Linked DNA regions of Homo sapiens: regions 1 and 2 are each linked to region 3. A link is an interaction called in ENCODE POLR2A ChIA-PET data of the cell type or tissue named here. Cell type or tissue: MCF 10A. All regions are shown on one strand.

What was found. Peaks named below come from ENCODE experiments on the same cell type or tissue, not always from the same donor. Only the 100,000 strongest peaks of a DNase experiment are listed, where the experiment ranks them.
Region 1: POLR2A ChIA-PET joins it to region 3 with 14 read pairs; 3 of 35 experiments call an interaction of 5 or more read pairs at or near these places.
Region 2: POLR2A ChIA-PET joins it to region 3 with 11 read pairs; 3 of 35 experiments call an interaction of 5 or more read pairs at or near these places.

What each region holds. Positions count from the first base shown.
Region 1 is chr1:10,788,222-10,796,221 of GRCh38, forward strand. The region is part of intron 1 of CASZ1 (castor zinc finger 1); the gene reads right to left. Among named protein-coding and RNA genes, the nearest start is that of CASZ1, 4.4 kb to the right of the region's middle. RefSeq lists an enhancer at 3,292-3,895. In MCF 10A, CTCF peaks have their summits at 5,679 and 5,879; no DNase peak of the experiment used is centred here.
Region 2 is chr1:10,972,390-10,980,389 of GRCh38, forward strand. CIROZ (ciliated left-right organizer protein containing ZP-N domains) reads right to left here. Exons shown (of 13, transcript NM_001170754.2): 2 at 3,767-3,867. Among named protein-coding and RNA genes, the nearest start is that of CIROZ, 5.7 kb to the right of the region's middle. In MCF 10A, no CTCF peak of the experiment used is centred here; DNase peaks (open chromatin) are centred at 1,332, 3,552 and 7,882.
Region 3 is chr1:10,896,597-10,904,596 of GRCh38, forward strand. No RefSeq gene overlaps it. Among named protein-coding and RNA genes, the nearest start is that of CIROZ, 81 kb to the right of the region's middle. In MCF 10A, no CTCF peak of the experiment used is centred here; DNase peaks (open chromatin) are centred at 3,475, 3,845, 4,395, 4,985 and 1 weaker place.

The sequences.
Region 1 (8,000 bases), 110 kb before region 3:
GCTACCTGAGCAGGTGGGGTTCCTCACAGAGCAACCTGAGTGCTAGCCCCGATCCACCTATGGGGTCCCCTGGGTGACAGTTTGACAGCACTCTCCTCTCCCAGTGCAGAGGCAGGCAGGTGGGAGTAGTGGTGGGGACCGATCTTGCCTCCTCCCTCCTGCCCCCCTGCCTCATCCTGGAGAATTGGAAAGAAGCCCACCAGAGCAGGGGGCCCTAGAGGGTCCTTAGACTGCATTTATAAGATCTGCGAAACCCCTCAAAGTATAAGCAACATTTATGCTTACGAGATTTTTTTTATTAAGAGGATTCTCAAAGGGGGCACATGGATTCAAAAGAAGGGAAGAAGCACAGCCCAGAGACTGCCCGCCGTCAAACCAAGGCTCAGCAGTGCCTCACACCCAGGTGGCCAAGGATGGAACAGGCGGAGACCACAGGCAGGACTCCAGTCGTCTTGGCAGCAAGTGTCCCTGACCGCTGCCTCCTCACCCGGGAGCTGCCCCGGCCTCATCCTTGCTTTGCCTGGAAGCTGGTCACTGGCAGGGCTGGCCCGGGAGCTGTGCCATGCCCTGGGCCAGCGCCCTCCCTCCTGTGTGCCAGGGCTTCCTGCCCAGCCAGCAGAGGCATCGCACAGAGGAGCCCACCAGTGGGGACAGAGGGGAAGCCAGCAGCCGCTGCCGCTCTGCAGAACCTCGCAGATCCTCTAAGCCACCTAGTGTCCAGAGCTGAGCTCTAGCCACCACTCTGTCCCTCCTGCTTCTCACAGTGGCCACTGCAGGGGAGCCCAAGGGGACAGTAAGGGGGAGCGTGGGGTGGGACAAGCCTCCTCTAACCCTACCCCCACCTGGGCCTTCTCCAGGGACTTGAGGCCAGGGGTCAGGAGCCAAGCTGTTTGGGGACATGGCGCCCAGGAGAAAGCAAATACCCTGTGGCCCCTGCCCACACCCCCCACCCAAGACAGGGCTGTTCCCATCACCCCTGCTCCTTGCTCCTAGCAAAGCCCCCTATCTTTGAGATCCCCTGGGTCATCTCAGACAACCCATCCCACCTGGGACATCTTGGGGTCCCCCCACCCCAGCCTCCAGGCCTCCTGCTGAGCCTCCCAAACCCTGGGCCTGCCACTTCCCCAGGGCCTCTGCCTGCCCCCCGCACCCCCTCCTCTGCTGGCTCTTTTCTCTGTGTCCTCAAGACTCCTCTCACCTTGAGAAGTGTTAGGATTACCCAGCATTTACACTCAATGCGCTTCCTTATTCCTTAAGACTTATTAAGAATGATAATGAGTTCCGAAGGAGCGACACGTCCCTGTCTCTCTCTCTCTCTCTCTATCCTCCTCTCTCTCTCTTTCTCTCTCTCTCTCCCCGCACCTTCACTCTCTTTCTCTACGTGTCTTTTCCACCAAAGACACATAGGACAAATCCAGACCAAAAGGGAAAAAATTTCCAACAATATGGAAGAAGGGCACTTGAGAATTTCTATTCAATAAACCCATCTCTCTTCTTCCTTCTCCCTGGTTGTCCTCAATTATTCCAAGTAAGAAAAAAAAACTCCCCCTTCCCTTCACACTGTCCAGGCCACCCCTCACTCTGCCGGACTTTGAACAGGGGGAACAGGAGAAGGGCCCAGCTTGCCTGCAAAACCTCGTTAACGTGCAGCTCTTAAACGCTTGATTAATTTTTGCAGAATTTACGACAGGCTTTAGCTTTTTTTCCCCAAGCTGTGGCCTCAGAGCCACAGCAACTTAACTTGGTGAACTCAAGGGGGCCCGAGGTGGGGGTGCCCCCCTCCCCCAGTGGCCTCCTGCTGCTGGCACACCAGGCAGCCCTGCAACCAAAGGGAGCCACGCAGATGCCACCGCCCAGGCAGAAGACAGACCCACTCGCAGAGCGGCGTGGCAGCCAGAGGAGAGATCACCAGGCAGCCAGAACCACGGCTGACTTCTGGCCATCTGGGACTTTTTAATTTCAAAATAAGAAAGCCAGTAGAAAGTGGACAGAGAAGAAACCAACACGGGGTGCTGGCAATGATGCTTCCAGCCTGCACCCTCCCAACCACGCCACGTATCCCGGGCACAGGGACCGGCCTTATCGGTCTGCCGGGCTGCCCTTCAGAGAAAGGGAAGAACAGATCCTAATGAAATTACGGTTTTTAAAATGTCTATAAATTAAATCTCTCTCCTCTCTCCGTGAATCTCCCCCTGAGCTCCCTCTCCTCTACCAGGCTTGTTTGCCTCTCTTCGGTTCCCTCTGCTCATGTCTGTTTTTCTGATATAGACATCAAGAGGTTACGGGCTCAATTACAACTCCGCTGGAGTCTCAGCATCAGACTGGCTCGGCCTTCTCTTCTCCTCTTCAGAAACAAGATACCAAATAAATCTCTCTTCTTTATATTTTTATTTTCAATGCCAAAAGCCTAAAGATTCATTCCGTGGACTCACAGCCTTTTTGAACTTCGTTCAGATGGTGGGGAGAATATTCTTTTTAATTGTGTGTGAGTACAACATAAATGCTTCTCTCTTTATCTCGTTCCCCCCTTGTAAGGACACACACAAAAACCTTGGCTATGCCTGACATTTTAAAAAGGGGGAGAGGATGGTATAAATGTACTTAATGTATGTCTATAAGAGGGGGCGAGCGAGCCCTGGAGAATATTAGTAGGACATCTAGCACATTCTAAAGTTTGGGGGGGGACATCATGAGGAATCTTATTAGCAAAGGTCCATTTGTAAAGGGTAGATCATAAAAGGTGATTTTTTTTTTAAAAAAGAAAAAATTTGCTTCTACCTTCCCTAATACTGCCACGAGATGCAGAAGGGGAGATGTGCCATCTATATAATTTTACATCCGAAGAGACCCTCTTCCCATCAAAAAAAAAAAAAAAAGTTGAAAAATCCAAGTGTTAGTCAATCATCAGAGCTGTTGATTCCCGAGAAGAAGAAACCAGCTCTGAGTTGTAGGTCTAAGGGGAAAAGCAAAACAAAAACAAAAACCCCACTATACTTCTGGAAATATTAACCAGTGGGGATTCCAAAAGCTACTTTTCCTGGAAAAAGCACTTGAGACAAAGGTCGGAGAAAGCGGAAGCTGAAGGTGAAGCAAAAAGAAAAACTTAGTCTTTCCAATTAACTAGACTGGGAAAAAGAAGGGAGGTGGGAAAACACATTACTACCAACTCATTAATTCTTTCCTGTAAACAATTTAATTAAATTCTGCTAAATACAGGAGAAATACTTATTTTGGAGTGCTTCCCCCAACCTCAAAAGCAAATTCCTCCAGGTTCCTCCCCCCGTCATGCTAACACCTCCCTTGTCTCCAAACTACACAACCTTTCAGTGGGTTTCCAGCCCAGGCGTGGACTGCACTGCTGAGGGCTGCGAGAATGACAGCCTCATATGTCTGAAAGCTGACACTTCAGCCTTGAAAAGAAATGGGGGAAAATAAGCTGTTGACTTCTTGGTTAAAGTATTTTCTTGTTCTACTCATGTTCTTATGTCACTGGGCTAAAAAAAGAGAGAGAGAAAAAGAGGGGGAGAGAGAGAGAGAGAAGAGAGAGATGACTTTCCTTGAATGATCTGTTTAACCTAAGCCAGAGGAAAAAAAAGAAAGTCATTAATTACTTATGTGAGCTATTGCTTCAGAAAGACAATAAACCTGCCCGGTCGCCATGGATATGACATATTTGCTCTGAAAACAACACAATAATTAGCAAAGGGGAAAGATACAAGGAGAATATGCAAACTCCTGAGTTTAAAGCCACAGTGCTCTTTTCTACTCGTAAGCCTCTGTTCTGTTTGCAATCCAAATCAAACAAATTTTAAAAATATAGCAAAGAGGGAAATAATAGGAATGGTTCCTCTCGCCTCTGAGCTGAGCAGCAACAACCACTCTACCTCCCTCCCTCCAATATAAAATAATATAAAAGAGAACCAGGGTGGCAGAAAGAAAGAAAAAAAAAAAAACTCAAGTATTGCCTGTTTTATTTCCTATAGCAGGGGTGGAGTCAGTTTTTTTTTTTTTTAAGTGTGCTCTTATTTAGCATTGAACCTTCTGGCCAGATATAAATTTATTTATGAAAGCCAAATGCTCTGTACATGGCTTACCCCTCCCCCCCGCCCCCCCCCCCCCGGCCCCGCACACAAAGTAAATGGAAATGTGGAGGGGTGGGGTTGGGGGGGGTGTCCAGTTGAAAAAGTAAAGCAGTATATTCAGAAAGCACCATCTCTATGGAAGAACATTCACTCCCCCTACCTCCAAGAAAATGCAACCCCTGCCTTACTTTAATATTAAAAATGCATTAAATGGTTCTACCTACAACTTAGTCCCAAAGGATCATTAGGAAATGCAATCGCTTTGTATCATATCTGTCAGCGTGATAAATATCTGAGTCAGAGTCAGTTTGCAATTTTTCAGTGTCACAAAACAAGATAATTTTTTTCTGTCTTCCTTTCTTAATTCACTGCACCGCCTCCCCACGCCCCCACCCCCACCCCCAACCAGTCACAAATCTACAGAAAAATACCTGGGCAGAGAAGAAAAGGAGAAAAAGTTGATGTACTCTCACATACCAGACAGAGGTTATCGATATTCTCCCAAAAAGCAGGCAAAATTGAACTTTAAAATATTTGGGTGACAATTTTCCCCAAAAAATAAATAAATAAATAAAGCACTCCAGTAAGTTTGACTAAAAACTCCTTTTCCCCTCTTCCCAGAGGCTAATTTTCCTAAAACAGATGGTCAGGATCTAAAAGAGGAGCAAATATACCTCAACCCCCACAGGCAGAGAAATCTAACTTTGAACTTCTTTTAAATTAAAAAGGGGTGGGGGGCAAGATAAACTATTAATAAGTGTGAAAAAAATTAGCTGAGCTACAAGTTTTGTTTTTCTTATTAAAAAATTATTTAAACATAAGGGGAGCAGATATAAAAGGGAGTTTCATATTTAACTGACTTTCTTATTTTTTTAAACAATAGCTTTTTTAAAAGATTGGACTCTTTGATCTTGAAAGAATTTTGCTCTTATATGATGGGGGGAGGAAGGGGGTGGTGGTGAAATGATCTGTTTTAAATGATGATGCAACTTAGAGATCAAAGCCTTCGCTTTCTTCTAGCCATAATAAGCTGTACTTGCCACAAAGCGTAAGGCTCCCGGGCTGGGCTCCTCTCCTTCGTAAGAAGGAAATAAAATGCGCCGAGACTCAGAGCAAGACTCCAAGTCTCGGCAAGGTGCAAAGTCTAAAAAACAAACAAACAAGGCAAGGGGAAAAAAAGAGGAAGGCACTGCCCCTTTAAACGTTTTAGTGCATATGGAGTTTGATTTCTGAAAGAGATCAGTTTAACATCTCCATAGAAACCAGCAACAGATTATCATCAACAGAATAAATAACTAGTCTAATAAATTAAACAGGAGGCATAAGATCGCTGGAAACCTGATTACTGAAGTTCAACAATATTCCCCATAAACTCTCCTTAACCGCCTCTAAGGTGGCTAACAAGAAGGGGGTGGGTGGCGGGGGGGCGGGGCGGCGATCTCTCCAATTCGCCGGACTCTGGGGACAGAGATGGTGGCTACCTCCTGGAAAGGAGAAGTTCTCCACTCTGCCCTGAAGAGGGTCCAGGAGCTCCCGCGAGGGGCACACCCTAAAAACCGAAGTTTGGGAAGTGGGAAAGCGGCTGGGGGTCGGGGGAGTGGCGCGGGCGGCCGGAGATTGCGCAGGTCGCGACGCCCGCCCGGGACGCACCGCCTGGTCGCCACCAGGACGCAAACCCGGCGCTTTGCGCTCGGGCGCCGAACGGCCCAGCGCCCCCTCCGGGCACGTGGAGCGCAGCCCCGGCTCAGCCCCCGGGGAACAACTACCCCCCTCCCCATGCCCGGCGCAGCTGCTCCTGCTCAGCCGGGACAGCTCCCTTTAGGACGGCGACGTGTGTGTGTGCGCGTGTGTGTGCGTGTTTGTATGTGTATGCGTGTGTGTGTGTGTGTGTGTGTGCGCGCGCGCGCGCGTCGTGGGTTGGGCGGGGGGACACCAAGATTATCCGGCGATCTGTTTTCCAGTCCCCTCGTGCGCTCTCACCGCGCGCCTGTACCAGCTCGGAGACGTCCTAAATTTACTAACTTTGCCCCGCGACTACCAGGGCCTTTTCCCCCTCGCCACCCCCTGAGTGTACCGGGTGTCGGCGGGACAACTACGCACAATGAGGGCCGCACCCCCACACTCCACTCGGTCAGAAACGCACACTCCGCCCCGTGGCCCAGTGATCCAGGTTTGGGGGAGCTCCATACTCAGGAGAGGCGCTACTGCCGCTTTTCCGGTGGGCACGCACCCGCACCCGCACCGTAGCCAGCGTGGCTGGAAGGAGGTCCTCGCCGCGCCCAGAGCCGGCTTTCCAAGCTGAAGCTGGGGCAGAGGAACTTGTGTGGAGGAAGAGGGGGTCCCCTGCCTCCCTCAGCGCTCCACTAGCCTCCCCCAACTCCGGACCCGGGTCGGGGATGACTTGGAAGAAGAATCTGCGCCCACCCCTTAGAGAAAAATCTATTATTATTATCTTAATCTACGCCCCCAAAGTGTCCCTCCAGCCGTGATTGACGGCGCATACACCTGTTCCCTTCGCGGAGGAGCTTCCAGCGCCGGGGACAGACATTCGCCCAAACGCTCCGCAGCGGCCCAGCAACCGCCCGCCCGCCCGCGCCCGGCCAGCCCCCGCCAGCGGCCCCAGCGCGCCTCTGCCCGCACCTCGCCACCCCGGCGGCCGCCCCCTCCCCTTCCAGACCCGGCTGCCCGGCCCGCCAGCTCCCGGCAGTGCTGGCTTCGGAAAGAGAGAGAAAGAACAGAAAGCAAAACTTCCTGGCGGCCGACGGCCATCAGCTGCACATTCTGCAAATGCCACCGAGTAAAAATAAACCGGCCGCCGCTCCGCCCGTCCGGCTCACCCCGGGCGCACGAATCGGCCCCCTGCCCCGGGAGATCCCTGACTCGGTCTGGCCCGATCCCCCATTCCCGCGCGCCCCCTGGATCCCCGCTCCCCGACGCTCCTCCGTCAGTCACCACGCTCTCCTTTGCCGTTAAGCCGGACCCTAAGTGACCGGGAAACCGGCTCTCTCCCTTTGGTGTTCCCTGCGCCCCCACAAACTACTTTTTTCTCTGTCCTTCACCAGGTGCCTATTTCAGCCCTGTGCCCTTGGATTCAGGGCTCCTCCTCCCCAATTGTTGAGCTCCGAGGTCACCCTCAGCCCACCCTGGGGGAACAGACCCCGACCGACCCTCTCCCACGCTGCAGAGCCCCCCCGGAGCGCACCACTCTACCAGCCCGCTAGCCCGCCAGCCCAGCGTCCCACGTCCCCGGGCGCAACTTCTCTTCTGGCGCACACAACAGCCGGCAACAACTCGCCCGAACTTTCCCCGGGACCCAGGCGGGCTCCAGCCGACAGCCGGGCAGCTCTGGGCCGATGCCCCGGCTCCCCGTGCCCTGTGTTGCCAGCCCTTCAGCTGGGGAGGCAGGGGGTGGGGTGGGGAAGGGAGTGAGGAACGCCACTTGCCGCGCCTGGAGCAGCGCACTTGAGATAAACTTCCCAGGCACAGATGAAAAAGGGGGCGCCGCTCCCCCCATCTAAGAAATCTCTTGCCTTCGATTTCCTATGGGGGATACCCTTTGGCACCCCGCGCCTAAGCGAACACTGCCTACCTCTGCTGGCAGCACCTACACCCGGTATCCGGGCACAAGAGCCGGCTGGAGGGGTTCCCCACCCACCCCTTCCCATGGGCAAAGTCTTGCAAAGTCACCCCAGGCACCCCTCACCCCGCCTCCTTCTCTGCCCTGGAGAGCGCACGACCCCTCTGCTGCTGGGGGGTGGGGTGGGGTGGGGGTTTAAGGGGAAGGAGTGATTACCCGGTATTGGAGATCACCTGCCCCCCCGGGAGCCCACAGCGCGTGGGGCGCCCCCACCCTATTTGCAAAGTCCTGTGCTCGCGCCTGGCACCTCCCTCTCTTCTCCCCTACCCCGCCACCCCCTC
Region 2 (8,000 bases), 76 kb after region 3:
GGGCAACCTAGCAAGACCCTGTCTCTGAAATACACACACACACACACACACACACACACACACACACACACACACACTCTAGAATTATTCTACAACTGAAGAAATGGGAATATGGAATAATATTGTCGGGCTAATTTCTCTCTCAACAGAGACATTTAAGCCACCAGGAAGAACACAAGGCACCTGGGCCCTGGAGTTGGATGATCAGGGCTTAGACCCTGGATCAACCTATGTGACCTGGGGCGAGTCATTTAATCTCTCCAAGACCCCATTTCCTTTTCTGCAAAATGGGCACATGTGCAGTAAATAATTAACTTGGGTCCAAAGAATTGGCCCTTTGCCCCTCCTGGGTGAAAGCAACTGGGAAGTAAATTCTAAGCCCTTGGAATGTTTTGCCTGTTAAGAGTGTCTCTGTGGCTGGGTGTGGTGGCTCATGCCTGTAATCCCAGCACTTTGGGAGGCTGAGGCAGGAGGATCACTCGAGTCTAGGAGTTCAAGACCAGCCTGGGCAACATAGCGAGATGCCCCCCCCATCTCTAAAATAAATAAGTAAAAATTTAAAATAAAAAAAAAAAGAGTGTCTGTTTACCTGGGGCATTGGGCCTTGCCGTATAGCCTTTGCTGAAAACGTGATTAATGCTGGTGGCCTTGGACCATGTGGTAATCAGTTCAGCCTCTGGAGGGGCTCAAGACTAAAGTCAGGCCAGGTGCAGTGGCTCACGCCTGTAATCCCAACACTCTGGGATGCCGAAGTGGGCAGATCACTTGAGGTGAAGAGTTCGAGACCAGCTTGGCCAACATGGTGAAACCCCGTCTCTACTAAAAATACAAAAATTAGCTGGGCGTGGTTGCGGGTGCCTGTAATCCCAGCTACTCGGGAAGCTGAGGCAGGAGCATCGCTTGAACCTGGGAGGTGGAGGCTGCAGTGGGCAGAGATCATACCACTGCACTCCAGCCTGGATGGCAGAGCGAGATTCTGTCTCAAAAAATTAAAAACAAAATAAAAATTTTAAAAAGACTAAAGTCAGCCACGTGGGTAGTCAGCCATGGCTATGCAACTGACCTCCAGTAAACCCTCTGGATAGGAAGGCTCAGGAGCTCTTCTCAGGTCTGCATACTCTGTATGTATTGTCACTCATCGCTGCTGAGAGAAGCTGGCCCCGTCTGTACAACCCCACGAGGAAAGGGCACCTAGAAGTGGTGGCAGTGGCTGCTGCCATCACACTGGCTGCAGCAGGGAGGTGTGGCTGGGGTCGAACACTCTATGGAGCTGGTGGGAGCCCCGCCCCTTCTGAGTTGGGACGGGAACTCCTTGGGTGCCTCGGCAACCTCCCAAACCGCAGCTGCAGATCCAGGCCTCCTGCTCTGTGGAGCAGGCAGGAGCCCCACCCTCCTGGATGGGGCTACAGCTGCCCAAACTGCAGCTGTGGATCGGAGCCTCCTTGTGCTCTTGGGGGAGGGCTAGGAGCAGGCAGGATCTGCCTTCCCGGGTGCAGCGGCAGCTGCCTTCCCAGGCCCAGGAGCTGGGTGTCTCTGCAGCCTGCACCCTCGGGGACCCCAGGAAGGACCCCCCCCACCAAGTCTCTGCAAGCTCAGGGGTGTCTTCTGCTGCCTGGCCTCTCTCCACTCTAGGGGCCTGCTCAGAGCTCTTAGGGGGTTTGGGGCCAAGCCTGTGAGCCATGAATGGCAGTGGGAGGCTGATTGATTCCTGGGTGGAATGGGGCAGGTCCCCAGTAAGGCCCCACCTGTGGGCCAGGGAGGGCCAGGGCTGCGGGCCGGGCTGCCAGTCCCCTGGACTGGAGTAGGGACTCGTGGTGCCTCTTTCTGGCTGGCCCATAGCTGCCCATGGACCAATCAGCACACACTTTCTCCCCTTTGAGGTCCATAAAAGCCCAGGGCACAGCCAAAGTCAGGCAGAGGACGGCCACAGGAAGACGAGCGCAGAGAGGCGATGGGATGAGTTGAGTACCCTCTCTGCTGAGAGCAGTAGAGGGTGGGACGACCAGTGGGCAGAGAAAAGCTAACCGCTCTGCTGACAGCTGCAGAGACCTGCAGAGACGTCCGAAAGACTTGCCTGTGGAGAGAAGCCACCCTCTCCAGGGCCTCCTCTCTGCTGAGAGCTGAACACTCCGTGGGAAGACCTGCCTACAGAGAGGAGCTACCCACTCCTCTGAGCTGTTCTAACGCTAAATAAAACTCTTCCCCTTCTTCACTCTTCACTTGTCTGTGTACCTCATTCTTCCTGGACACAGGACAAGAACTCCAAGAACTCAGGCAAAGGTGCCAGCGGCCACAGAGGTTTCCGGCCAGAAAAATGACACCCCAGAGATCCCGTAACAGAAGTTTGCCCCTGGGTATCTCCTGTACTGCACCCCGTACACCTCTTCCCTTGGCTGATTTTAACCCATGGCATTTAACCATAAGTAACACAGCTTTTCTGAGCTCTATGGGTCCTTCTGGTAAATTATCAAACCTGAAGGTGGTATTGGGCTCCCTTGAACTTGAAGTTGCTGTCAATAGTGAAGATAGTGTTGGAGACTCTTGAACCTTGTAGCACAAAAATAGCCCCCCCTTCACTGACATCAAGAAGATGAAATGAGGGCTGGGCATGGTGGCTCACGCCTGTCATCCCAGCACTTTGGGAAGCAAAGGCAGGCAGATCACTGGAGGTCAAGAGTTCAAGATCAGCCTGGCCAACATGATGAAACCCCGCCTCTACTAAAAATACAAAAATTGGGCCGGGCGCGGTGGCTCATGCCTGTAATCCCAGCACTCTGGTAGGCCGAGGCGGGTGGATCACAAGGTCAGGAGTTCGAGGCCAGCCTGGCTAACATGGCGAAACCCCGTCTCTACTAAAAATGCAAAAATTAGCCAGGCGTGGTGGCTCATGCCTATAATCCCAGCTACTCGGGAGGCTGAGGCAGGAGAATCGCTTCAACCCGGGAGCAGAGGTTGTGGTGAGCCGAAGTTGTGCCACTGCACTCCAGCCTGGGCGACAAGAGCTAAGCTCTGTCTCAGAAAAAAAAAAAAAAAAAAAAAAAACACAAAAATTAGCCAGGTGTGGTGGTGCACACCTGTAGTCCCAGCCACTCAGGAGGCTGAGGCTGGAGAATCACTGGAACCTGGGAGGTGGAGATTGCAGTGAGCTGAGATCACACCACTGCACTACAGCCTGGGCAACAAAGCGAGACTCTGTCTCAGAAAAAAAAAAAAAAAGGAAATGAAATGAGATGATGCATGTGAACCCTCAGCACAGGGCCAAGCCCAGAGTAAGCGCTCAACAAAGACATGTTACTCCCACAGTGTCATCTGTTTGCGGGGTGGCTAAGTGCAGGGGCTCTGGAGGGTGAAATCCTGGCTCTGCTACTCATTGCTATGGGACCTTAGACAAGTCACTCACTCCTCTGGACTTCGCGTCATCATCTAAAAGTCTTGTTAGAATGAGTTAATAGACACAAATCCCCCAAGACAGGCCCGGCACACGACACACGCTCCCTGTGCTGGTTTTAATTATTGAAACAAGCACCGAGCTCTGAGTCAGAGGATGCCAGGCCCAGCTAGCCACGTGAGCTCCAGCACTCGGCCTGCAGGAATGCCGCTTCCTTGTTGGGAGAATGACAGCCTGAAATCCACGCTTTGGTGAAGGCTTTGGAAGGCTTTCTCGCTTCCAAAGTTGCCCAGTGTCACCCAGCAGGTTGGTTCTCAGTCTGCTCATTGGGGAAATATCCAAAGCCTGATGCCAACCATAAAAGTGTGATTGATTCACCTGTTAAAACTTCTGCTGCAGAGCTTGGCTTGTCCGTGTCTGACCTGAAGGAGAGGCTCCATGGGAACACCGTGGGCTGAACACAGGCAAGCCAGACGGCCCTGCGGGAGAGGAGGGAAGGGGGTGGGGACATGCACCGCCCAGCTGCTGCCTCATCTACCTTCATTCACTCATTATATTTCTTTTTTTTTTTTTTCTGAGACGGAGTCTCGCTCCGTCACCCTGGCTGGAGTGCAGTGGCGCGATCTAAGCTCACTGCAACCTCCGCCCACTGCAACCTCCGCCTCCCCGGTTTAAGCAGTTCTCTGCCTCAGCCTCCCAGGTAGCTTGGGATTACAGGCACATGCCACCACGCCCGGCTAATTTTTGTATTTTTAGTAGAGATGGGGTTTCACCATCTTGGCCAGGCTGGTCTTAAACTCCTGACCTCGTGATCCACCCGCCTCGGCCTCCCAAAGTGCTGGGATTAGAAGCGTGAGCCACCGCGTCCCGCCCACTCGTTATATTTCTTTTGAGTGCCTACTATGCACAATGGCCAAGAGACGAAAAAAAAAAAAAAACCCATAAGTAAAGAAATAGAAGAACAAAATAATCTCAGATAATAATCAGGCTCAGAAGAAAATGAAACAGAGTGGTGAGATACAGAGAGCCTGAGAGGACCTCTGATGGGGAGGTCAGTGTGAAAAGATCATCCTCAAAAAAGGCAACATAGATTTTAGGCCGGGTGCGAGGGCTCACAGCTGTAATCCCAACACTTTGGGATGCTGAGGCAGCGGGGGATGGCTTGAGCCCAGGAGTTCAAGATCAGCCTGGGCAACATGGTGAAACCCTGTCTCTATTAAAACTATAAAACATTAGCTGGGCATGGTGGCGCATGCCTGTAGTCTCAGCTACTCAGGAGGCTGAGGTGGGAGGATCACCTGGGCCCGGGAAGTCAAGGCTATAGTGAGCAGTGATTGCACCACTGTACTCCAGCCTGGAGGACTACAGTGAGACCCTAGTGCTGGGATTACAGGTGTGAGCCACCATGCCTGGCCTCAAAAAGATTTTAAATGATGAATCTCGTGCCTATAATCCCAGCACTTTGGGAGGCCGAGGCGGGCAGATCACCTGAGATCAGGAGTTCAAGACCAGCCTGGCCAACATGGTGAAACCCCGTCTCTACTAAAATACAAAAATTCCCCGGGCGTGGTGGCGTGCGCCTGTAATCCCAGCTACTCGGGAGGCTGAGACAAGAGAATTGCTTGAGCCCAGTAGGCGGAGATTGCAGTGAGATGAGATCACGCCACTGCACTCCAGCCTGCATGACAGAGTAAGACTCCATCTCCAATAAATAAATAAATAAATAAAATGATGAATCTGTATTAAAGATTTTATTAACTCATTATTAGTGAGGGAACCAGGCAGAGGTTACAACCAGTTCAAAGGAGAAGAAAGAACAGATACATTTCTAGATCAGGATGCAAATAGACACCAAACTGGCTTCTTCCACAGTGGGGAAGGGAAGCCAATGGAACCTCCCCCATGAAATTTATTTGCGTGTCCATAGGCAGGAATTGGTTGCATTGCCATAGGTTCTCTATGACTTAGAGCACCATAAGATAGCACAAAGGTGATGAAAGGCTGGAGTTAGACAGCAGGAACCCTCTTCTCCAAATAATGCTTAGTTTTCCATTGAAGACACCAGTAACCTTTAAAAATAATATTTTTGTTTATTCCAAATTTCTGTTTTTGCCAGGCGCTGTGGTTCACGCCTGTAATCCCAGCACTTTGGAGGCTGAGGCTGACAGATCACCTGAGGTCAGGAGTTTAAGACCAAACTGGTCAACATGGCAAAACCTCGTCTGTACTAAAAATACAAAAATTAGCCAGGCGTGATGGCACACGCATGTAATCCCAGCTACTCAGGAGGCTGAGGCAGGAGAATCGCTTGAACCCGAGAGGCGGAAGTCGCAGTGAGCTGAGAGCGTGACATTGTACCACTCCAGCCTGGGTGACAAGAACAAAACTCCACAGTAAAAAAAAAAAAAAAAAGTTAGCCACCACGCCCGGCTAATTTATTAGTATTTTTTTTGTAGAGATGGGGTTTCACCATGTTGCCCAGGCTGGTCTCAAACTCCTAAGCTCAAGCGACCCACTCACCTCAGTCTCCCAAAGTGCTGGGATTACAGGCGTGAGCCACTGCACCGAGCCCCCAAATTTCTTTATGTCAGGTAAAACATCACTGAGAGGTGACAGTTGAACCAAGATGGTATGTATGTCACGGAGTCCCGCTGGGCATGGTGGCTTATGCCTATAATCCCAACACTTTGGGAGACTGAGGCAGGAGGATCACTTGAGCCCAGGAGTTTGAGACCAGCCTGGGCAAAATAGCAAGACTCGATGTCTACAAAAAGATTTTAAAATTAACCTGGTGTGGTGGCATGCGCTTGTGGTCCCAGCTACTCAGGAGGCTGAGGTGGGAGGATTGCTTGAGCCTGGGAGGTCTAGGTTGCAATGAGCAATGATTGTCCCACTGCACTCCAGCCTGGGTAACAAAGCGAGACCCTGTCTCAAAAAAAAAGAAAGAGTCCCATGCAAAGACCTGGGGAAGGGCATTCCTCAGCAGAGGAAATAGTCAGTGCACAGCAAACAGTCGGAAATGAGTTTGGTGTGTTTGTGTTTAAGGACTCAAAAGAAGGTCAGTGGAACTAGAGCCAGTGACAGAGGGGCCGCTGGTGGGCAAAAAGGAGAGGGGCAGGCAGGAGCCATGGCCAGGGGTGCAGGCTGGGGTTTTACCATAAAAAATTGTGGGAAGCCCTGGAGAACTCTAAGCAGGGAAGGAAGAGGATCTCACTTTTTTTTTCTTTTTTGAGACTGAGTATCTCACTCTGTCACCCAGGCTGGAGTGCAGTGGCACAGTCTCGGCTCACTGCAATCTCTGCTTCTCAGATTTAAGTGATTCTCGTGCCTCAGCCTCCTGAGTAGCTAGGATTACAGGCGTGTGCCACCACGCCTGGCTAATTTTTGTATTTTTAGTAGAGTCGGGGGTTTCACCATGTTGGCCATGGCTGGTCTTGAGCTCCTGGCTTCAAGTTATTCGCCCACCTCAGCCTCTCAAAATGCTGGGATTACAGGTGTGGGCCACCGCACCCAGGGCAAGGATCTCACATTTTAAAAGACTCTTCGGGCAGCTGAGACTCCAACTATTTAAAATGACTGCAGGCAAGAACCTAAACTTCCCACAAAGAAGCTTTCCTTAGAGGAGTTCAGGAAATAATCCTGAAGCCAGAAGCTGGAAAGAAAGAATGACAGGGAGAGATTGGCAGAATGTGGAGCATTGAGAAAGCTCCTGCCTCCTGGCGGGAGTGAGGTTGGTTCAACCACTCTTGGGAACTGGTAGAATCTACTAAGACTGAACATTCCTCCACCCTTCGACCCAGCGCTTCCTCTCCAACTGCAAGGCAAGCACAAGGGCATCAGAGGACACGTGCAAGACTGTTGACAGCAGTGCTATTATTTCCTGTAACCTGGAAACCACCCCAGCGCCCAGCAGTGGTAGAATGGACCCATTGTGGTCTACTCCTACAATGGAATACTGAACTGCAATGAAAAGAAAGAAACTACTATTGGACGGGTGCAGTGGCTCACGCCTGTAATCCCAGCACTTTGGGAAGCGGAGGCGGGCGGATCACTTGAGGTCAGGGGTTTGAGAGCAGCCTAGCCAACATGGTGAAACCCTATCTCTACTAAAAATACGAAATTAGCCAGGTGCGGTGGCGCATGCCTGTAATCCCAGCTACTCAGGAGGCTGAGGCAGGAAAATCGCTTGAACCTGGGAGGTGGAGGTTGTGGTGAGCCGAGATCTCACCATTGCGCTCCAGCCTGGGCAACAAGAGCAAAACTCCGTCTCAAAAAAAAGAAAGAAAGAAAGTTAACAGTTTAAAAAGCAATGTGAAAAGGCAGGAATGGGTGCTGCATTTCCTTCTAGGGCTGCCCTCGTTGAGCCATTCGATTCCTGGGTGGGCAGAGGGCCAGGGCCTCAGGCCCAGCCCAGGGAGGCCAAATGCCAGGGCCCACAGTCTCCCCAGAGTGGGTTGGCAAAGAATGACAGGACTGGTTCCCCAGCCTGGAATCTAAGCTGAGCCTGCAGCCTTTGAGCTGGGAGGAGCTTGCGGCTGCCTGGCTGCCCCGCTGCCCCGCTTCATTCGCTGAATTCAGAAGCGCCTGTGGCGAGCCTCTCCCATGGACGGCC
Region 3 (8,000 bases):
AACTATTTCTTATCTAGAGATGATGACATTCTTAGGATGTATGTGGACTGAAATTAATCGCTTATTGAAATGGCATCATATGAAACTGCCACTCCACTGCAGTTCTGAAAGTTACACCATGTAAATAATTTGTATGTCTCTTCTATAAGAAACTAATAATATCTAAACCAAAAAAGACAGAGACCAAGCAGTTTCACCTCCACAGGCCTTCTCAGAGCCTTTACAGTCGCACCTATCATGGCTCAGTCAACAGCGTTTCCTGGATGTGGCGGGAAAGGAAACAGAGCAGCTCGTGGTGAATCCTGGGTACCCAGTGGGGCTGGGGGTGCTTGGATGCCATCTGTACTGGTGGGCCTCTGAGGGCTGCTGGGGTCTCTCCAGGTTTCCCCAGACAGAATCTGGAATGCGGGCCTGCATCAGTCTCTTTGGGTCCCCTCTGCAAGCCTCTGCCCACCTGGGGTGTCCTTCCTCTGCACTGACCCCCACCCAACCCTCCCCGGCAGCCTGAGCCTCCCTCACTCTCTTGAGCTCCAGTGGCATTGACTGAGCTTGGGTTGGGTGGTTACTGGTGCCCCTCATCATGATTTCATTATGGTATTTGGATGTTTTTCTGCATGACTAGGGGGGTATTCTGTCCTCCCAGCTGACTTGCAAGGTCCCTGGAGGCGAGGCTGGTTGTGGGGACTTCCCCTGGGTCTCATGTAGCACTGGGCGCAGCCTGGACACACTGCAGACACACCACAAGCATTTCACTGGGAAACCCACCCCCACGACCCCCTTCAAGCTGCCCTCTGCTCCTGGAGGCTGCCTCCCTCCCTTCACCCAAGTCAAGACACCCAGCTTCCCCAAACTTTCCCAGGGTCCCGCCCCCAAATTCCTGCTTGCCTCCTCCTCCTCCCTCATGAAGAACACCTGCCATCCCTTCCTCCAAGAAGTCCTCCATGATTCTCAATCCAGGCGGAAGTCATCCCCTTCTCGGGCAATGCTAGAAAAAGCTGCTTCCCCACCCCCCACGCCTCCACCACCACTACACACGCACCTGTGCCAGGCCCAAAAGCTTGGGGAAAAATGTGACAAACGGAGAGGGCTCTGGCCTGTTTTTCCGGAGCATCCTGAATCCAGGTGACCTCTTGGGACTTGCTCACTGCTGCCAACTCACCCAGGGTCTGAATCATTTTCTCTTCTTGGGTTTCAGTTTGCCTGTCTCTCCAATAGGAACAGGAGACAAGAAAACCCTCCTTCCCTGTTGTTGAAGGTGTCGCTGTCTTTGTGTCCACTGCTGGGGCAGCCGCATGGAGCGGGGTTTGCTTGGAGTCCACTCATATTAGCGCGTTTCCAGGACACCATGGCCCTGTGTGAGGTGCTCATGTTTGTGGGTATGAGGCCTTGAGGACCTGACCCTGAGACCTGTGAATCCTGGCGAGTGTGTGTGTGTGTGTGTGTGTGTGTGTCTGTCTGTCTGTCTTTGGGCATATGTACCCATGACTCTCGAATGGCTCAGAGCTCCCTCCTTCCCCCTCAGGTCCCGAGGGAGTTCGGCAGGCCTGGCCGTAGGGCAGGAGTCCCAGGCAGACTGGGGCCAGCTCAGCCCAGGATACAGCCTCTCCCTGCCCTTCCGCATCCCCAGCCCAGCTGCAGAATTCAGACTAAGTGAGGGAGGACTCATGTTCCCTGGGGTGAGCCACACCAGCCACATCCTCTAACGGGGTGACCAGGAGTCCCAGGGGTCAGAGGGCCCCCTCAAGGGCTGTCAGACCCCAGGGCCCTGGACCTGCTGTAGGAAAGCCCCATAAGGCCCTCCCTGCCCTCCCACAGCAGGCACAGCGGGGAACACCTCACACCCTGCCCAGAGGGACCTGGCCTTGACTCACAGCCACAAGCAAATGGAGTGAGGATCCCCTGGCGCCCCGGCTCCCCGCCCCCACCCTTGGGGCTGCTCTTCCCGCAAAATCAATCATCCTGCCACTGTTTGCGGGAAGTGGGGGCCGGCAGGAGGCCTCGCAGGGCCCTGGCTCCCTTGCAGGGTGACAGCTCTTGAGTGCTGCCCCGGCTCACTGGTGATGCTGGGGGCCTGGCAAAGCACTACCGAGAGAATCCCATCCTGACCTCTGGACCCCTTCCCAGCTGGCCAACCAGGCCCAGGGCTGAGAGGGCGGGGTGGTGGGAGTTACCCCGGGGCTACTGCCAAGGGTGCAGCAGACAGGGCCTTGGAGACAGAGGAGCCCCCCAGAGGCCAGGGTGGAAGGAAGTAGCAGGAGGGCGTGTGGAAGTAGCTTGAGCTGTGTTAAGTGTCTCTTCCATCTCTTCCACAGGATGTATGACCTGATTCATTCATTCGTGGGTTCAGGGGGAGGTGACCAAAGACTTCACAGTCCTCCAGGAGCTGGAATGTTATGATGCAGGGGTCTTGACTGGCGGTGGGGGTGGGCCAGGGTGATGAGCAAGGGTCCCAAAGACTTCCTCCCTCAATTGGCCTCGGCTGCCTGGATTCCACCATAGAGAGCCATTGCCTGACCCCAGGGAGGCGGCCCTCCCGCTCTCCTTCTGTCCACATGAACATGCCCCATGGCTGGGGAACAGACCAGGAGCTGCCAGGTCTCTGGTACCCTCTGCTGCCACCATGACTCTTCGTAAAAACAATAATTGAAGCCTCACACTCAAAGAAGGCTTTAGGACATAGAAAATACCCTGTAGGGGGCCGGGCGCGGTGGCTCATACCTGTAATCCCAGCACTTTGGGAGGCTGAGGGGGCGGATCACTTGAGGTCAGGACTTTGAGATGAGACTTGCCAACATGGTGAAACCCTGTCTCTACTAAAAATACAAAAATTAGCCATGCGCGATGGCACACGCCTGTAATCACAGCTACTCAGGAGGCTGAGGTAGGAGAATCCCCTGAATCCGGGAGGCAGAGGTTGCAGTGAACTGAGATCGCATCACTGCACTCCGGTCTGGGTGACAAGAGCAAGACTGTCTCAAAGAGAGAGAGAGAGAAAGGGAGGAAGGGAGGGAGGAAGGAAGAAAGGAAGGAAGGAAGGAAGGGTCCTGTGGGGGGTCAGTGGGGGAGCAGATGTAATGATTTTCACCCCATTTTGCAGATGAGGAAACTGAGTCTTGGAGAAGTCGGGCTGCCTGAATGAATGAGCAAATGGCAACACGTTGGGGCAGTTAGAGCGCAGGGAGGAGGAGGAGGAAGAGGAGGCGCTGGGTGTGTGATGGGGATGTGGGGGTGCTGAAGTTGGGGGCAGGAGAACATCTCCCAGTTGATGTGTTCTCGTGGGAAGAGCACTGCACTGGGAGTCCTGCGGCCTGGTAGAGCCCTGGCTCCTGTACTGACACGTTGAGCAAGCCCTGCCTCTTCCCTGGGCCTCCACCTCCCCCTCTGTAAAATGGAGTTAATAGCCCTGCCCTGCCCCGTGGGGATGTTGCAGGGAGCAAACCAGTGCTACTGGATGGGAAAGGGCTTTGGAAACCGCAGGGAACTGCCAGCGCACCAGAGTCATCTGCCCACGTCTGCCTCCCGGCCTCGCAGTCCTGGGGGAGGCAGCCCAGCTGGATCTCGGGGTCTAGAGCGTGGACCTTTGCCCAACTTTGGAGTTCCAGAGCCTAACCTCTCTGGGCTCCACTGGGCTCAGCAGCCTCCCCTCCAGGCTGTGAGCTCAGGGGACCTGGAGAGGCAGCCCGAGATCCACCCAGAGCCTCCTCCACCTTCCCCAGTACCTGGGACGGGGGTGTGTGTGGCGGGGATGGCAGGCCGGGCTGCCAATGTGAGTATTAGCTGGCATGAAATAATTTGATGGTGGTGATAAAGGCTGGGCTGCCCGGGGCCCCAGAGCCCCACCCAGCTCCCCCCGCCCACAATTCCGCCCCCTGCCAATAACATCGAGGCTGAGCTGTCTGGGTTCCGGCTCACCATTCTCAGGTGATGAAATCCCGGCTCAATCAGGCTGGCTAGCGCTGCAGTTACCAAATCGCTATAATTGAGATTAATTTGGGGGCTGATTGGGTCAGCCCTTGCAGGCACCCATTAATTAGTAGGGGAGGCTCAAAGCCCCAACAGCTGGGCCCTGCACCCAGTGGAGCCTGAGGCCACTGTGGAGGGGGGCACTGAGAGATGCCCAGGTAGGTGTGTGTTCCAGAGGAGGGGGCAAGCTGGACAGAGCCTCACCCACCCCATGCCACTCCCGCCTCCTACCCAGTCCTAAGCTCGCTCCCACGCGCAGGAGGGGAGGGGACAGCAGAGCCTTTGACTCAGGCCCAGAGGCAGCTCTGGGTCTCTAAGGGTTAAAGGGCTCATTACAAGGGTGGGGAGAGGTGGAGAGGGTGCTCAGGGCTCCTTGGACTTCAAACAGCTCTTGCAAAACTTCTAGATGAGTTAAGTGCAAATGAATTTGAAACAGACAATGAAGTTCCCTTTAGAGACACCTGGGCAGAAAAATGAAGGGAAAAGCGCCTTAGGGAGAGCTCGTTTGTGGATTTTTTTTTCCTGAACCCAAAACACACAGGGAAAAACAAACCCACCCGTCTACTCGTCTACTCCGGGTGCCAGAGGCGGGCAGGCACGCCCTGACTCAGTGCTGGGCTGGCAGCAAGTTGGGCACACACGTGAGGCCCGGGCACACGCTGGGGAGTGGGGGGCAGCGGCACAGACGTGTGTGCAGAGCCGGAAGTTCCGGGCACACAAGTGTGGAAGTGGCACTGGTCCTGGAAAGGAGCGGAGCCCCTAGGCATGGGAGGATGAGGCGGCAGGGAGAGGGCATACGTGTGTGGGTAGCTGGAAGGAGGCCAGATGAGGGTGAGGGGGCAGGGCCCATTTGGGGTGAGGGGCAGAGCTCAGGCCCCGCCCCCCAGGGGCCCTGGCACCCTGGTCACGTGAGTGCTCCTGACCCCGGGGTGGGGCCCTCCCAATTGCCAGGTGGGTGAGGTGTCAGAGTGGGGGCCTCTGGGCCTGCCTGTCCCTCCCCACTCACCCGACTTGCTCCGGTTAATTGCCCGGTGCTTTGTTTTTTCCCTGTGAATCTCACAGAGGGACAAAAGCAAGTTCTGAGTCACCAGGAACCGCCTCCCGCTTCTGCCCACGCTGGAGCCTGGTCCCCACCCCACTCCGAGAACCCAAGGACCCCGAGGTGGTGGGGTCTGGCCCAGGTTGACTTGTGGGAGCCCTGGACCCTGCCGGGTCTGTGAGGTGTCCCCACCGCTGACCAGCACCCCTGGGGCCCAGGCATGTGGCTTCCCTGGGGGCCCTGATGGAGCAGCCTCCTCCCTGTGGCGCATTTGCAATTCATGGCTCCAGCCGAGATTGCATTAGGGCCTGGCTGTCACTCGTGATGAATGTCGCTTGTTTTCCAGAAAAAAACAGGCCCTGGATCCAGAGTGACAGGGCTTCAGGAGGCACCGGCCCTCCCTTCCGTGCCTGAGGACCGGGGCATGGCGGGTGTCCCCAGTGGTCTGTCAGCAGCCTCAGAACCTGACTCCTTCGGGGGCTCTTGAGGATCCCAAATAGGAGCTCTCCCCCAATTCCAGCTCCCCAGGCCTGTCTTCCCATCCCTCAGGTTCTCCCAACAGCCCTGTGGGAGGAATGCTGCTAGAGCAGCTCCACTGGACAGATGAGCAAATTGAGGCCTGCAGGAAAAGGGAAGGTAGGCGCAAGTGCGTGGGCTGGAGGGGAACTGGAGAGGGGTCCAGGGATCTAAAAGCTCAGAGAGGTTCCTGAGGGGGAAGTCTGGGAGACAATCTTAGGGGAAGTGGATTGCAGGGGTGGGAGGTGAAGAGACTCCTTGCAGGCTCTGGCTCTCCCTACTACATCCTGTCTGTGGGGCTGGGCGGCTACCCCGGGACCCAGGACTGCCGTCTGCCCACACCTTGCCCAAGCTCTGCACTCTCTCTTCCTGGCAACTCTTTCTGTCCAGAAGACGGGGGTCCCACAGGTCTCAGGCTCTGGGCTGTGCCTTCTGGCAGCCAGTAGCTTCCATGAAGGCAAAGGAAATGCATTCCTTCCCATCCCAACTCTAATCAGGCCCACAACCGGGCTGGGGGGACGGGGATCTGGGGTGCGGGAATTACCTGGAGGTCTCAGCTGGGCTCCCTCCCACCTGTCCCTCCCCCTTCTCAAAGAGCTCGCGTTCCCCAGGACTTTGGGAACACAGAAGCCCAGATAGGCCTCCACTGTGGCTCAAGGGCTCACAGTGGCTCCCACTTTCCCAAATTTTACTCTGTTTCATCTCTGTTCCTGCCCTCACCATCTGGGAACCACAGCCTTGAAGAGTGGCAGACAGAAGAAAAGAATTCTATCCATGAGTGTCTTGTCAGGCCCATTCCCGGGAAAAAGAACTATGTTCACCGTGCCCCTTCACCTCCGAGATTGAAACAATTTAGGCAGGAGATGAAATGGGTCATGTGAATCCTCTTATCACAGGTGAGGAAACTGAGGCCGGGGGTTCAGAGCAAGAGACAGAGGTTCTGTCCTCTGTTGAAAGTAGTGGCTTTTTGTTTTGTTTTGTTTTTTGTTTTTTTGTTGTTGTTTGTTTGTTTTTCTGAGACGGGATCTCACTCTGTCACCCAGGCTGGAGTGCAGTAGCGTGATCTCGGTTCACTGCAACCTCTGCCTCCCAGGTTCAAGCAATCTTCCCGCCTCAGCCTCCCAAATAGCTGGGATTACAAGCGTGAGCCACCACACCTGGCTAATTTTTGCATTTTTAATAGAGACAGGGTTTTGCTATGTTGGCCAGGCTGGTCTCAAACTCCTGGCCTCAAGTGATCCTCCCACCTCAGCCTCCCAAAGTGCTGGGATTACAGGCATGAGCCACCGCCCCCAGCCGAAAATAGTGTTTTGTTCACTGGTGTATCTCTGTGCCTAGAACAGGGTCTGGTATGGAGTAGGCATTTGCTGAATGAGCGAATGAATGAGTAGTGGCCTTAGCAGGACACAGGAAGCTCTGGGCTGCTGGGGAGGCTGAGCCATGAAGTCTGGCACTCGGGCCCTTCATGCCCCCTCAACTGCCTCCCCCTTGGTCTGGGGATAGGCAACCTGCTGCCTGCTGACACAGTCCCATGGGTGTCCCTGTTGCAAAGCCAGCTGATGGGATGGGGGCCTCGCTTTCCCCCAGTCAGAGTCCAGGTTCCAAGGTGCCCAAAGCTCCACAGCCCCAAACCCACCCAAAGGGACCAAGGCAGTGCAGGCCAGAAGGAAAAAAATACAAAACACCCTTCACTGGAGGTCTGGAGCCTGAGGCTGGGCCCAGATGGGCCACTGTAATCACAGCTCCTTGTGTGCCAGCACCGTGCTAGGCGGGCACTCATTGTGTCATTTCCTCCCCGTGACAGTGTGCTAAGCCGGGTGCTGTCTTCTGCTCATTATACACCTGACCACATCCCTGGAATGGCTGGGCCCCTACTGCTGTCCTTGCGCATGAAACAGCTGGGGAGCCAGCCCCTCTGGTGGCCCTCCCCTCCCCAGGTAGAGCCCCTGTCCTGTCCCGGCATTTTTGCCCAATGTGGAAAGCCTTGCCCAGAAGGCCAGGCGTCAGCTCCTGCCAGCTGCCTGCCCCATTTGTTCCAGGGCGGCCCCAGGGGCATCCTCACAGTCGTCCAACACTCAGGTTTTCCTTGGCAGCAGGGCTAGAGGAACAGCTCTGCATCCATGTCAGTGACCCCACTCCCTCTGCCGCAGCCCCAGTCCCCAGTGTCTGGAGGCCAAACGGTTTTCCAGAAGCCAACCCTGCTGAGTCCCTGACCCTTCCCTGTATGGGCAGATGTTGGTCCCATCTCCTACGATGTGAACAGCTGAACTGCACTCTGGAGCAGGCCAGAAGCCAAGGCTCAGAGGCAACATTGTCCCCACCTCCAACTGCACCTTCCAAGCGAGGCATGGAGCCAGGCAAAGAGAACACTGGCTCTAGAATGAGCTGGGTTCAAATCCCAACACTGTCCCCTCGTAGCTGTGTGACCTTGGACAAATGGCTTCCCCACTTTGAGCCTCAGCTTTCTCATCTGTAAAATGGG